Regions from separate parts of the Homo sapiens genome. Here region 2 is linked to region 1. Evidence: read pairs that join two places in POLR2A ChIA-PET (ENCODE). Cell type or tissue: GM12878. All regions are shown on one strand.

Evidence for each region. ChIA-PET counts read pairs that join two places held together with the same protein. Peaks named below come from ENCODE experiments on the same cell type or tissue, not always from the same donor. Only the 100,000 strongest peaks of a DNase experiment are listed, where the experiment ranks them.
Region 2: POLR2A ChIA-PET joins it to region 1 with 12 read pairs; 2 of 35 experiments call an interaction of 5 or more read pairs at or near these places.

What each region holds. Positions count from the first base shown.
Region 1 is chr5:116,759,588-116,767,587 of GRCh38, reverse strand. LINC02214 (long intergenic non-protein coding RNA 2214) reads left to right here and starts at 5,379. Exons shown (of 4, transcript NR_104678.1): 1 at 5,379-5,459; 2 at 6,573-6,693; 3 at 6,799-6,905. It overlaps LOC105379133 (a long non-coding RNA gene), which reads right to left and starts at 3,154. Exons shown (of 4, transcript XR_948689.3): 1 at 3,007-3,154. RefSeq lists enhancers at 3,023-3,312, 3,423-3,582, 3,593-3,642. In GM12878, no CTCF peak of the experiment used is centred here; DNase peaks (open chromatin) are centred at 867, 2,437, 3,417 and 4,117; H3K4me3 peaks cover 3,347 bases; H3K27ac peaks cover 3,795 bases.
Region 2 is chr5:116,879,613-116,887,612 of GRCh38, reverse strand. No RefSeq gene overlaps it. Among named protein-coding and RNA genes, the nearest start is that of LINC02214, 120 kb to the right of the region's middle. In GM12878, no CTCF peak of the experiment used is centred here; DNase peaks (open chromatin) are centred at 1,652, 3,502 and 7,282; H3K27ac peaks cover 868 bases.

The DNA of each region.
Region 1 (8,000 bases):
GTTTCGAACTCCCGACCTCAGGTGATCCGCCCACCTTGGCCTCCCAAAGTGCTGGAATTACAGGTGTGAGCCACTGCCCCCGGCCACGCCCAGCTAATTTTTTTTTTTTTTTTTTTTTTTTTTTTTTTGTATTTTTAGTAGAGACAGGGTTTCACCATATTGGCCAGGCTGGTCTCAAACTCCTGACCTTGTGATCCACCCGCCTCAGCCTCCCAAACTGCTGGGATTACAGGCATGAGCCACTGGCCCTGGCCAAAAGAGTTCCAACTTTAAAGAAAAAGCCTGTGGACAGAAGTGTCAGCCTAGACTCTTGTTCTCATATCATCCTTTTGGCACCGAAAAAAATTTTGTAGTACAAATTCTGGTGTCTGGCTATCAGACTTGGTTAAGTTATACAGCAGAACTAGAGAAGCCCCCCATATTACCCAATTCTTTTTTTTTTATATATACTTCAAGTTCTAGGGTACATGTGCACAACGTGCAGGTTTGTTACATATGTATACATGTGCCATGTTGGTGTGCTGCACCCATTAACTTCTCATTTACATTAGGTATATCTCCTAATGCTATCCCTCCCCACTCCCCCGACCCCACAACGGCCCCGGTGTGTGATGTTCCCCTCCTCTGTCCAAGTGTTCTCATTGTTCAACTCCCACCTATGAGTGAGAACATGCGGTGTTTGGTTTTTTTGTCCTCGCAGCAAATTACCCAGTTCTTTGGAGAGTCTTATCTCCTAAATGAACAGGACTCAGACCACAGGAGTCCTCCTGCAGCATTTAGTGATGTCAACACTGGATGCAAACCCAACACCGGGAGCCCACAGCTCTTTGCTTCAGAGATGAGTAATACTGGCTGAGTCATTGTTTCTATCTGCCTTTTCAATGCTCTCTCCAAAAAGTATCTCGTAATAGACAATCTCTGAGCTCACTGCTTACTGTAATACTTCTTATGTAATAATGCTGGTGGTGAGCAATCTCCTGTAGTATTCCATGACAGCAACACTGACTGTGCTGTGTTAACCTCGATTAATGTTATTATTTGTACACCATAAGGGTACGTTTTGTTTTTCTATTATCTCTTATATTTAGACTGGGAGGCATTGTTCTGTCATCCTTGTTTTATTTTAAGAAATCGAACCATAAGGAGGTTAAGCAATTTCTTCAAATTCATGTAGCTTGTGAACTTTGAGCCTGTGCTTCCTGTTCATTGAGTCACATTATCTCAATTTAAAATTGGCTGCGTTTTAAGTAAAGAAAATTTAAATTAAAAAAAAAGAAGAAGAAAGAAAGCAAGCCATCCAGAGAAGCAGTGCACAGTGGTAATAATGTGCTAATGTGCTGATGGAGTTCAGGACAAGCTGCCCCAAAGTACGGCACCTTGGCATTTGAGAAAACAGCAGAAGCAGGAAGGTCACCCTCGCCTTCTCCTGCTCTTCTCCCCTAAAGCAGGTCCTAAAACCTAGGAAGAATTTTCTGACCCTCCTCTGAAGGAGATCACAAGACCCTCATGTGAACTGTGCCCTCCCAATACTGGTAGGAAAGAACATCCTTATTTCTGAAGAAAAAGGGTCACAGAGAAGAATCTGAACAAACAGTCCATGCTAAGTACCCTCCCACACACAGTTTATTACCATTAAATCATACTTTTTTTTTACCCAATCATACTTCTTCATAACTATCCACTTCTTCATCAAAAATCTACCATAAAAATACACCAGCTTTCTCATTTCTTCAGGCCTTCATTTCCTTTAAAGACTCCTGTGTCATGTTAAACTTCCAATAACTAAGTGTGTATATGTTTTCCACTCATTAATTTATCTTTTGTTACAGGGGCCTCATCCATGAACCTAGTGATGGATGAGAAAAATATATTTTTCTTCCCCTACAGTGCATACAGGCTTTGGATTCTGAGTCATTCAGTCAACAAATGCTTATTGAACACGGGCTGTGTGCCAGGCATGCAGTAAAGCAGGAAGGAAAGACCCTTGCTGTCATGGGGTCCATACACTTGAGTCTGGGGTTAGAAATGGGGAGAAACAGACAAACTGAAACACAGTATAAACACATAGATAAGAGAGAAATAAACAAGGAATGCCAGATGGCTGTAAAGGCAATGTTGGGCACCACTGTGGTGTGATATGATGGAGAATGACCTAGTGGTTGCCATCTGAGGGTGCTTGCCACAAACAGCCTTGAAGGAAAGCCCTGATTTTCTATCTTATCTTTATAAACACTTCGAAATTCAAACGCCATTAAACTGATTTTAAAATGGACCTGTGTCTTATTTATTTATGTCAGCCACAGTCATAACAAGGAAGTAGGGGTGCGGGGTGGGGAGGGGGGGAACAGGGGAGAATGTTCTAAGCAAAGGGAGCAGCAAGTGTAGCAGAGGTGACAGACAGGCTGAGCTCCAGACTCAGCTCTAACCCTCTCTGGTTGAATGACTTCAAGCATGTTACCAACATACCTAGGTCCTTTGTGAAAGGCCCTTTAAAAGAGAGACAATTTCTAACTCATAGGAACTTACGTAAATTAAATGACACCAGCACATAGCAGTTACTCATAAAAGGTAGTTGATTTCCTACCTTATCTTGATAAATCCTTTAAGATTCAAAGACCATTAAACTCTGATTTAGAAATTGTCCTATGTCTTATTTATTTATTTATTTATCTTCCTGAGCAGGGGGCAGCTATAAGAGCAGCAGGAAATGTGAAATCAGAGATGATCTAGGTTATGAGTTCTTGGAAATCAGGGATAAATTTATTTATAGGAGGAAACAAACAAGATGCCATTCTTTTGGGGACAAGGGTGACTTCTCCATTAGATGCAGTACGATAGTGCCTAGGACCCACGATCCTTTGCAGAAAAGGGGAGCTCCACAAAAATCTTCTAATTTCTTTAAGATTAGCAGAAAATAAAAAAGAATTCTTAGGTGTATTTTAATATAGAACATCATAAGTTTGTCTTTATAGCAGCACACTCGTAAACTTTCATTTTTAATGTTACCTTATGGAGACAGGACCTCCAAAGACAAAGTCCCTAGGCCTTACAAAATCCGTATCCCAGCTGACTGGGGAAGAGAGTGTTCCTTTACTGCTCCTGATCTCTTCGCCTCCATCCGCGCCTGCGGCTTCCTTCACCGGCTCCGCTGCCCACCTTCTTCCTTAGCCATCTTGCCTTATATTACTGCCTATGCCCAGCCCCTGCTTTTTTTTTAAATCACCCAACCCAGATTTTTACGCAATTTCCCATTTCCCACAGCTTAGATTTCGTAAGAAAATCCCCTACAGGTGGTATGGCCACGGCAGGCCAGCCCAGCCCAGAGGCACTTAAGCACACGGAGCAGGGAGCACGCGGAGCTACGTGCTTCAGGCCACATCATTTTCACAGGGAATCCCCACAGGCCTGGTCCTTTGGCAGCCTGGGTGCTAAATGCAAGCCACAGCAGGTTTCGATTTTCAACTGCAATGACTTATGTTCTTGGTCCTAAGAATTCACAAATTGTTAAAGTCAATAATGAGACATATTCTCACCGCTGCAGTGGGGTTGTTTCTTGGCTTGATGTTTTGTTTTGCTTTGGCTTCCCAAGAAGTGTCTGAACTGTCTGTACTCTAAAAACTTACCACAGAGGTAAGCTGTGTGGACAGGGTGCTGGATGTAGATGCCAGCCAAAAAAAAAATTTAAAACTGGGCCGGGCGCGGTGGCTCACGCCTGTAATCCCAGCACTTAGGGAGGCCGAGGCGGGCAGATCACCTGAGGTCGGGAGTTCGAGACCAGCCTGGCCAGCATGGTGAAACCCTGTCTCTAATAAAAACACAAAAATTAGCCAGGCGTGGTGAAGGCACCTGTAATCCCAGCTACTCGGGAAACTGAGGCAGGAGAATCACTTGAACCGGGGAGGCGGAGGTTGCGGTGAGCCGAGATCACACCATTGCACTCCAGCCTGGGCAACAGAGCAAGACTCTGTTTAAAAAAAAAAAAAAAATTCTAAAACTAAAAAAAATTCCCCTCAGAGATTGAGCCCTTAACTAGGGCAATCCCCAGGTGAACTTACAAAACTAGCTAAGAGTATCACATCCCCAGCAAAACTGAGGCTTCCTCAGCTCTGAGCCTGCAGCCCTAACATCTCCCAAACAAAACTTCATCTCAAGGAAACACTGTCACTCATTTACATTCTACCAGGAGGTGAGCTCTCCTTGTCACGTAGTCTAGAGACACTTACATTTGGATTCTGATTTTAATTATATAAAGGCTGTAAGGGATTTTATGATGTACCAAGAAATAAGTAGAAGTATCCTATTTGGGGGCTGCAGTGACCTTCTCTAAAGCTGAAGTTATTTTACCTTTTTTAAAATTATTTTTTTAATGATATAAGAAATACATGAATACATTTTCCTTTTCACATTAAAACAACATGTATAAGGCTTAAATTCTGTTTTGCTTATTCTTGCACATTCTTAGTAGCTTCATGTTCTCTTCCTCCTGGGGGTATCGGTATGGATTTGAATGCATCTTTCAAATGTTGTTATATTCACGTACACCCATGTGTGTGTACCCACAGGGAAAAGATATATATATGGTATTGCTTGGTGATTGCCCCTTACATAAATGAAGTAAAAAAATACACTGTGTATTTTTGCTGCACCATGTTAGAACTTACTTTATGTCTCATTTTTAACTATGCTATTATATTTATCATATAAAACTACAGTTTGTTTAGCCACTACCCTGTTGATGGGCCTGTAATCTTAACCTTATAGGTAAGTGCCTTTCTCAGTCCTCTTCCCAATCCAGGCACCTGGCCACAATTATGGCATAGGAAGGATCTAGTTAATATACTAGAAACATAAGATTCGAGTATCAGACTTTCAGGGCTATATTTTGAAAAAGCAACAAAGTTCCAAGAAAAAAGTTTCCTTTCATTTGGTGGTAAAAGCCAGTGTGGAGATTGTTAAAAAGAAAATCTTTAAAAAGGAAAATAAATTGCTAAGGGCTGGAGAGAAGAGGTGGGGGTGAGGCTGGAATAACAACCATTCTAAATCAGTGAGAATACTAATGGGAAAAGTTACACCTAGGGATTTTATGGGACCTGAGCTTTGTTTAGCACCCAGACCTCAGTCCTCATTTGAGAGAACAAGGCCCATAAGTACTTTTCCAATATTTGCCTAGATTGATAGAATAGGCTCTTCATTAATTTACTTTGAGCTTCAGCTCGTCTAGTTTGTATTATGCTTAATTAATCCAGTTAATTGGTGCTGGCCTGAACGGAAACAAAGACATGTAGAAGGCACAGGAAGTACAAAGTCAGGTTTGTGCTCCTGGTATGTGGGAACTGGGGAATTCTCACTGCAAGGAAGACATGCTCAGATTCAAGTTGCCTGAACTCTACAGGCTCCTAAATAAAGAACCTAAAATTCTGAATAAAAGAAGTAGAGTTGGAGCCCAGAGACAGAGTGAGGTATGGAATAACAGAAACTCACTGCAGAGTTCACACTTCAATCAGTGAGCCTTAAGGCGCTAAGAGGTCAAAACCTGAGCCTTTGGCTCAGATCCCTAGGTTTGGGTCCTAGCTCTGCCACACTTTGGCTGCACCATTTTAGCCACATTACTAATCCTCTTCGTGCTTCGGTTTTCTCATCTGTAAAACAGGGATAGTTTCATGCGCGTCCATGTGAGGAGACCACCAAACAGGCTTTGTGTGAGCAATAAAGCTGTTTATTTCACCTGGGTGCAGGTGGGCTGAGTCCGAAAAGAGAGTCAGCGAAGGGAGATGGATTATCATTAGTTCTTACAGGTTTTGGGATGGGCGGTGAAGTTAAGAGCAATGTTTTGTGGACAGGGGTGGATCTCACAAAGTACATTCTCAAGGGTGGGGAGAATTACAAAGAACCTTCTTAAGGGTGGGGGAGATTACAAAGTACCTTCTTAAGGGTGGGGGAGATTACAAAGTACATTGATCAGTTAGGGTAGGGCAGGAACAAATCACAATGGTGGGATGTCATCAGTTAAGGCTGTTTTTACTTCTTTTGTGGATCTTCAGTTACTTTAGGCCATCTGGATGTATACGTGCAAGTCACAAGGGATGCGATGGCTTGGCTTGGGCTCAGAGGCCTGACAGATATTACTTTTTCATAGGATTATGAAGATTCAATTCGATCATTTATGTAAAGTCCTAATTCAGTGTAATTCCTGGCACATAGTAAATATTCTGTAAATGATAGTTTTTATTAACTAAAAAAAGCAGTTGGTATTAAGCCACAAAAGTTCTGGTATTTGAATGTCTAAATAATTTTATTGTAAGTATTATGTATGAAGGGGGAAAAAGCCTTCCCCCCCCCCACCCCCCGCCACAAAAAGAAGGTCTGGATGGCATTTATTGGGAGAAGCTGGGTGCTAACTTGTCACATCATGAATCAGTCACCCTTTATCATTGATCTGTAATTCCAGAAATCCAGAACAGAATTTTTAGAATTTGCCCCTTTCTTAAAAGGGATATTTTACATTGTAATAATTTCACCCTGGGTTTAGCCTGTGTTTCTACAGTATTCTTCACCCTTTCTGGCCTATTTAGCTCAGAACGCAAGCTTGACAGCAAGACAAACAAATTCCTCAAATGAGACTGCCAGCCAGTATTTGGGCTATAAAGCATGGCCAATTTGCTTTCTCAGGATGGAGAATATAATCCCCAGAAGGTGGGTAGGCACAGAGTTCAAAAAGAAAGTGAATAACCTGTTCATCTGCCTTAGCCATTAACATTCTTGACTTTTCCATTTTGTGTCCTCTCTTGCAAACTCCAGCATTATCGAGGGCACTTTTGAGTGCCTGATTCCATGTCTTTGAACAAACAAAGTCGCCAACTACAGTTCCTCTCTCAAGAGCAAAACCTGAAATTTGTCAAGAAATAGTGAGTATTGTTTGCCAATGGATATAACTCAAATGTCAGACTCTGCTTCTGTACTTTTAGGCCCTGACCACACCAAACGGCCTGTGTTTATTCAGTGCCTTGATTTCTCTTCTCTTGAATCAGGAGGAATAGAATGTGCTACTACTCACTGCTTGGTTTATAAAGAGCTATGAAATCCCTGAAATTGAGTTGTTTGAAGTAGAGCTCTGGAGGTCACAAAAGGCCACCTTCGAGAGGGAGGGGCTACAGCTGAATCCCAGCTCTAACATTTCACAATAAAGTTGGAGTTACAACTATGCATATGTAGAAGCTTCCCTAGAAGTTTCAGCCAAGAGAAACCTCTCAGATATGAAAATCAGAACTCTCTTCCCCTTTCTCTTTCTCATGAAGAATAGAGCAGGATTATACCACCAGCTGTTTTCTTCTTCTTCGTTTTTGTTTACGGTTTCTTTAGTTAAATAACACCGAGAGGATTGGCAGCATAAGGTTCTGTCATGGCATTTTTGCTGCCTCACTTGATTCCATTAATCTTGAGACAGCAGGGCAGGTGGCTTCTAGGGGGGTCCTCCAGCCAGGCTGCTCATTAGGCTCTTGCAGCATGGGTGAGAGAGGCAGAGGGAAGCACAATTACTCAGCCAGCGGAGCTTCTCAGCATGGCTTCCTTTGTGCCAATAAGAGACTTCCCAGTCCTGACTCAGCCTCCGGAGGGACGCATAGCTGAGGACGCTGGAACGCAAGCCTGGTGGGGGACTGGCTCCCAGGCACTGGATCCATCAGCAAAGGAGAATTGTTCTGTGCCCTGAGCCTCTATTTACTAAGCTTATAAAGTCGATCATTTTCTTTTCTTTTTTATTTCTTTTTTTTTTGAAACGGAGTCTCATTCTGTCACCCAGGCTGGATTGCAGTGGCACGATCTCAGCTCACCGCAACCTCCACCTCCCAGATTCAGCAATTCTCCTGCCTCAGCCTCCCAGGTAGCTGGGATTCCAGGCGCCTGCCACCCCACCTGGCTAATTTTTGTATTTTTAGTAGAGACAGGGTTCCACCATGTTGGCCAGGCTGGTCTTGAACCCCTGACCTCAGGTGATCCACATG
Region 2 (8,000 bases), 120 kb before region 1:
GGTTGTCCCTATTTAAGAGTATGGTGTCAGCTCTTCCGTCAACAAGAAGAAGTATGACCCCAAGGTCAAAAAACCAAAAACCGTGTTCTACTCTGCACTCCACTGGGCCCAGCTGCAAGACTGCAGGCAAATCACTTTCTAGCTTCTACTGCTCAGTTTCCTCATCTGGAAATGGGGATGACGAGATGTGTGATAAGCATTAATTAATGTTTGCAAACTGTTTTGAGATCCACTGATGAAAGAGACAAAGTATTAGTTTTCTCAGCATGGGCAAACAAATGCTTGGTACAAATCCAGCTAAATCATGCTGAGTTAATTACCTGTAAGCCTTGAAACTGTTGTATCAAATCTGTTTTGTACTTTCCTGCCCCAGGCAGATTAGCACCTGTAGTGTTTTACACTGAATCACCAAGAGAAGTCAGCAGACAAATTGGGTCAAAAGATATGACTGTAGTTCTCATGGATTCCTGTTTGCCTGAGATAACTATTTTGGAAGCAAAAAAAAAGAACCAAATTTTTAAATATGTGATAAATGTTGGGTTATAGAGGCAGCCTGCAATGCCCAATAATAAGCATGTAATTTTGAATAATGAACAAAGATCAAGATGTGGAGCCATTAAAAAAAATAGTGTGCCTACCATTTTTTATGTATCCCAAAGATACATAAAGAAGTAATGTATCTTTGTAGCAAAGTATATGTATCTTTGGGATACATAAAGAATGGTAGGTATTCAACAAAACTAGCAAAGGTTGCTAGTTCTTAAACATTGTTTAAAAGTCCCAGACAAGCTAGACATTTGATACAAAAATACAACTTTCTGAGTGATGCCACTTGCTAGAGAAGTGAAGGGAGCACTTTGAAGGCTTTGAGTAAGACTCTTTAAATATCATATGTGAGCCAGAGGTTTAGACGAGCAAATCCAAATTTGGAGTGTATGACAAGAAAACCTACGCTAAAAAGAAGTCTTGGATAGTGGGAGGGCAAGAGTGGTCCTTCAGATCTGCAATAAATCAAATCACAGTTACTTGTCCAATTAAATATGATTGGAGAGCACAATTTTAGCAAAAACACCAGCTCAAATAGAAGTTTCAGTTTGCCTTACAGAAGGTGAGCAGATATCTTTAAGTCCTCTTGGGTTCAAGGAAGGATGGTTTTGCTGTAAGGAGGTAGGCAAAAGTGTAAGCAGAGAAAAATTCAGGCATCATTGCAAAAGTCTAGGGTAGTTATTCTCAAAGTGTGGTCCCAGATCAGCAGAATCAGTATCATGTGAAATTTGTTAGAAATGAAAATATCAGGGTCGGGTGCAGTGGCTTATGCCTGTAATCCCAGCACTTTGGGAGGCCAGGAGTTCTAGAACAACTTGGGCAACATGGAGAAACCTCATCTCTACTGAAAAAAAAAAAAAAAAAATTAGCCAGGTGTGTTGGTGCACACTTGTGGTCTCAGCTAGGTGGAAGGATTGCTTAAGCTCAGGAGGATGAGGTAGGGTGCAGTAAGCTGTGTTCAGGCCACTGCACTCCAGCCTGAGTGACAGAGACAGACTCTGTCTAAAAAAAAAACAAAAAAACAAAAAAACAAAAAAAAAAACAAATAAATACCAGGTTCTATTCTAGACATACTAAATCTGAAACTTTGTGGGGTTAGGGTGTAGAATTTGCACATTACACCAGGTGTTTATGATCCCTGCTAAAGTTAGAGTCACTGGTTGATAATTGCCAGTTAGTATCAGCTTGAATGTGAATCAACTGTATCAATAAAAAATGTCCTTTAAATTGACTTAAAGCATGGGAAAGGTAATAAGTGAGAAATTCAAGTCAAGAGAGTTGATACTGAATTTGGGGATTTGAGGTTTCATGAATATGATTATTTAGTGGACAGAATCTGTGGTAAGTAAAGGTAGGATGCTTTTTTCTTCTGGAATCATTCTCCATCAGCAAATAAAGCCATAAAGGGGTGTTAGCAGTTAAGTCAGTTAGCTGTCCACCAAAATACATATTCCCCTTCTTCTGGCCCAAAACTACATAGCAGTTAGGCGTGGCATATGATTGAGCTCTCTCCTTTGACATGTTAGCAGAGGTGATGTGTACCACCTCCAAATCTGGACCATAAATGATTTGCACGTGCACTCCTCCATTCTCTTTCCCAGTTTAGGTTGACTGTGATGGCAACACTCAGAATGACCTACCTGGAAGCCGCACATTAAAGATGTCCAAGCAGCCAACAGCCTTGATTTCTCAATCGCTGTGTAGTGAAGAGCTTCACTAGAACTGAATTCTCAACCCGAACCTTGTATGAGAAAGAGATAAACATTTTTGTTATTTAAGTGACTGAATTTGAGAAATCTATTTTATTTTGAGACACAGCCTCCCTCTGTTGCCCAGGCTGGAATGCAGTGGTGCGATCACGGCTCACTGCAACCTCTGCCTCCCAGGTTCAAGCAATTCTCCTGCCTCAGCCTTCTGAGTAGCTGGGATTACAGGTGCCTGCCACAACGCCCAGCTAATTTTTGTATTTTTAGTAGAGACTGAGTTTCATTGTGTTGGCCAGGCTGGTCTTGAACTCCTGGCCTCAGGTGATCCGCACACCTCAGCCTCCCAAAGTGCTGGGATTACAGGCGTGAGCCACCATGCCTGGACAAGAAACCTATTTTTACCTGTCCTAAATAATATGTTGTTATTTAGATTCATGATACCCCATGAATCTACCACAACTATACCAAAATGTGATCATCTTCTCAAATTAAAAAAAGTATATTCTGATCATTTGGTACTTTTTAAATCATTCCCTAGAACATACATACACATATACACCCACAGCCATGCACGAAGAAAATAACAAGAAAAAGAAAAACAATGGGGATATTATTGCAGGCCTTATTTTAGATTTATGTACATTCATACTTACATTAACAAATCAAAAAGACACAAAGTTCAGGGTAACATATTACCTTTCTATAATAGTCATGACATAAATATATGCCTGCAAAGCAAAGTGTTATAGCCGTAGCTTCTACATTTATCTTTCCAGAAAACAGAAAGAAAACCATCTGTGATTATACTGTACCATGGATATAATATTTATTCATCTAATTTCAATGCCCCTTTGAGTTTAAACATCAAATTTAAGTTTGTTCAGCATAATTGTTTTTATATGTAGCTCTAACTCCTAAAAATAGGGCCTAACATATTCCTGCTGACTGGATACATTTATGTTGTATTTTCATTTCAGCTTGCTTAGTCTCCTTCTCATTCAGGTCTGAGAGTGACTTGCTGGTTGAATTCAATGAAGTTACTTAATATATCTGTGTTACCGCGTACTCAGCTATTAAAAAGGAGAAAATTTTGTGATGACTTTGATGTAAGCATTGGTAAAATAACTGATGACAGGAATTCTTGACTTTCTGAAAAAGTAGAGTTCTAGGCAGAGTGGATTCTGGACTTCCCAAAAGCAAGGCAACTTCTGACCAGGCTCCCCTTACAAGAAAAGCACCTGGCTTCACAAAGTTCTCTGTTCTGCAATAACTAACGGGGAATTCAGCAGGGGGAATTCTTCTGTTATCACAGGGTTCTCAGGTCAAACAAGCTTGGACTTAAATCCTGGCTCCACCACTTAGTAGTTCTGTGGCCCAAGAAGTTTCTTAACCTCTCTAAACCCCAATTTTCTTATTTACGTAAATGCCTCCCCCAACTGTGGTTTAATTTCTTAGAGCCTCCATATCATTTTCAAGACATTAAATTTTCTTCTAGCAGTAAGCGAGGCTCTGTACAATCTGACCTTAATCTCCATTTCCAACCTATCAATCTCTTGTCCATTCAACTTCTGGCTTCAGGCAAGGCAACTTCTTGCTTACTGAGCACGCGATGCTCCATCGAGCTTCTTTTACGTCTCTGTCAATCCTCCCTCGGCCAATCTGAAAAACTTCGTCTATTTTAGCAAAAAATGACATTATCATCTCCTCAGCAAGGCCCTGCCAAATGCCCCCAGGCAGTCAGTCCCTCCACTTCTGAGCTCTCATAACACTAGGCACACACCTTCTCTTTAAGACTTACTACCCTCAACTATAATTATTTATAATTACTTTGTTCGTTTGTTTACCTCTTTCTCCCTGAGTGTCAGCTCCTGGAAAGCAGTGACTTAACCTTACTACAAGATGTCCGTACTCCACATTAAAGGCTTTGCAGCAGCTGTTTCCTCCGCCTGGCCCATTCCTCCCCCAGAGATCTCATGGTTCACTTTGCTCAAACATCAGCTTCTTGCTGAGACCTCTCCTGAAATCTCTCTTTAAATTTGCAACCTAGACTTCCACCTTCCCTGACCTTCTTGCCAGTCCCTATAACATTTTCTATTTTCGATCTTGGCTAATACCTCTTATTTTTGGGTTTTTTTGGTTTTCTTTCTTTCTTTCTTTCTTTCTTTCTTTTCTTTTTTTTTTTTTTTTTTTTTTTGAGGCGGAGTCTCGCTCTGTCACCCAGGCTGGAGTGCAGTAGCACAATCTTGGCTCACTGCAACCTCCATCTCCAGGGTTTAAGTGATTCTCCTGCCTCAGGCTCCCATGTAGCTGGGACTACAGGCAAGCACCACCATGCCCGACTAATTTTTTAAAATATTTTTAGTAAAAACAGGGTTTCACCATGTTGTCCAGGCTGGCCTTTAACTCCTGACCTCAGGTGATCTTCACACCTCATCCTACCAAAGTGCTGGGATTACAGGCATGAGCCATCAAGCCTGGCAATCTTAGCTAATATCTTTTAAAACACGCTATGATTCACTTATTAGTCTGTTTATTGGTTATGGTTTGTTTCCTTATCTAGAACATAAGCTTCCTAAGAGCAGGATCTTTGGCTGTTATTTGTGGATAAACTGTAAGTTCCTAGATTGGTACTTAGGACACAATGGTGCTCACAAACCATTTGTTGGCTAAGTGAATGAGTGAATCTTTGTATCCCAAAGACCTAGAAGTTCAGTAACCATGGATTGATTAAATGATTAAGTAACTGTCTTGAGGTTGTTTTCATGCACAAGAAGGAAAGGTATTCAAATTAAGTCTACCAGAAGAAAAAATGGATTATAGTTTTCTTTTCCTTCTTTTTTCCTTGAGAGAAGCATGGGCTCTGAGCATGAACTCCAGTTAGACAGAACTGACTTCAAATCTCAGCCAAGACACTTCACTGCCACTTGTCTTCTCCTGATCCTTAGTCACCTTGATGTAAAATGGGCTCAGTAGTAATAACTACCACTTAGGGCTGTTGTTCACAATCAGAGATTACACTGTGTAAGCACTTAACCACAGGACATGGCATATTGACAGTGCTTTGTAAACAGTACCTGCTGATAAAATTACATGCTCACGAATGAGGTTCTCCTATTATTACCACACACGACTGACCAAGAGCTACCTTTCAGAATCAGAATTCTGAGACCAGAGTGGACACAGTCAGTCTCTCTCTCTCTCTCTCTCTCCCTCTGTTCCTTAAGGTAGAGAATTGTGTCATTAGAGCTGGCCCAGCTCCCAAACATGCTGGGTGGCAGAAGAGTAGGATGGGCACACGCATTTTTATCATATCTGCTTACCTGACTGCCCTTTCTTCTTCCATCTAACACATCATATCCCCAGAACAACAGCAACAAATCCTCAAGTATGGGTCTTCATTCTAGCAAACTAAATCTCAAATTAAAGTCCTCTAAATTATTTTACTTCAACAGAGACCTTTCTTTCTTTCTTTCTTTTCTTTCTTTCTTTCTTTCTTTCTTTCTTTCTTTCTTTCTTTCTTTCTTTTCTTCCTTCCTTCCTTCCTTCCACTCATTCATTCAGTCATCCGTTCAACAGAATGTACAAAGGCTAACCCCCATGTGAAGCACAGGGTATCTATCAGTGGATAAATTGGACAAGGCACCTGCCATTAGAGCTTACAACCTAATGGGGCCTACAGGCAATAAACACATATGCAAATATAGAACCAGAAACTGTGATAAGTGCTCTGAAGGATATAAGCGGGTGTACTGAGAGATGAAGAAGGTGAGGACAGAGCTAATTAACACAGGGTGGAGAAAGAGAGGTTCCCTCTAATACCAAGAAATGTAGCATATAATATAGTGCTAGATTTGCAGTTGACTATTTCATACCACTACTTTGCCTCTCAAACAAACTACAAGCACTTTGATAGCAAAGAAGAGCCTTAAACTACATCTGCAAGTTCTGAACTACCTGGCCAAGGCTGAAGGTACCTTAAGTGCCTTACATAGTGTTTGCAGAGTTGGCTTTTACTGACCTTTAATATGTTCAGGAGGAAATGGAGAAAGGAGATTAGTAAAGTCCGTACTTAAGTTCTTAATTTCTTAGCTCAATTATTCTAAGCGAATTGTGTTTCTCACAATGAAAATAGAACCATCGATTCTTTTCTTTTTATAATTGTAGTTAGTTAAGAGTTTTGAATACATCAAATAGGGAGAAATGTGCTCCAAAAATATATAAAACATGCAAGCTTTGAGGAAATTGAGTTTAAATGAGAAACTGAGTTTATTGGTTGACATAATAAAACAATCTTCAATGACCATTATTACTTCACATAACAGACAGATGCATTTGTAGCTGATGTATTATGAAAAGGTACAAGATCTTGGTATGGCTTGATGATATTTTTAAGACAGGCATACATAAAAAGAGAAGAAAAGAAAAAGCCCAAGAAACGGCATAATATAACCACTGGCATATTTCCCCTTTTTTCCTCTCCTGAGAATGAAGACAAACACAGTTGGGATCCACTGGAAAGAAAAACTGCCTCACACTGTTCATTCATGAGTTTTCAGCTGTAATTAAGCATCTAATGCTCCAGATGGCTAAGTATTCAAAATTAGTACATTTCAGCTTCACTGAAACAGTTTATTTTGAAGTGTTCAAAATACTATCCAGTGGTGCTTACAACTGAACAAGAGATTCTTGCAAAATTCTGAAAGGTGTATTAGAATATATGCCTCCTGGAGAAATTCACAATTTGATATTTCCTTACCATTTCCTTCTTTCTTTCCTATTGACCCATATGGTGAAAAATTCTTAAAAATTAGATCTAGTGTACTTTTGTGTCCTGCACATAACTCTCAACCTACTTTAATGTGGTAGAATGAGTTCCTGGCCCCATTTCTTCATCCTTTTTTTGAATCTCTATGCTTTGCCAGGTAACAGTGCAGTCTTTCACACTCTAGCAGTGAAGTGTACTTCCTTGCCTCTTAACTTGGGATCTGGCCATTTGATTTGTTTTGGGCAATGGCCTGTGGGCAGAACTGAGAGCTGACTGTGCTCAACCTAGGCTTTCAAGAGCCTCATGTGTTATATTTTCACTTGCACTCTTATGCCTCTGCAATTGCAATTGGATAGGTGATGCCATTTATTCTGTGCTGTAGAATGAATATAGATGAAGCACAGCTGAGCACAACCTATATCAAAAAGTCAAATGCAACTGGACTCTAGGCTTGAATCAGAACTCCTCAGCCAAGTACAGCAGATTCCCGGTTGATTTGCAAACACATGATTGGGAAGAAATTATTGTCAGGTTCAATTACTGAGTTGTGGGGTCATTTGTTATGCAGCAATAGCTAACTGATATACTATGTCTCTGCCCCATTCTCTGAGGTTGTTGAGGAAATAAGCTGGAGGAGAAAGACACTGCTGGCCAAACAAAAAAAAAAATCAAAAATTATTATTTTTGGCATATTTGTCTTATACACCCAAAAGATTTTAAACTTCTTTGATCTAAAAAAATCTTACTATTTATCTTTGACACATCAATAATAGCCACTTAAAATTCTGTTGCGTTGGATTTATTAAAAACTGTTAGATACAAATAACAGCACAACTATTTTTTTAGATAAAAACCCATAGGCCAAAATTTTTCTCTTTGGCTCAAAATTTTAGAGAGGGATACTTTTAAATGTGTCTGCTGAAGAAAAATTTGGTTATATGTCTAAGCATTCTGATTATTTTTTCAAATGTTAACTCACTACA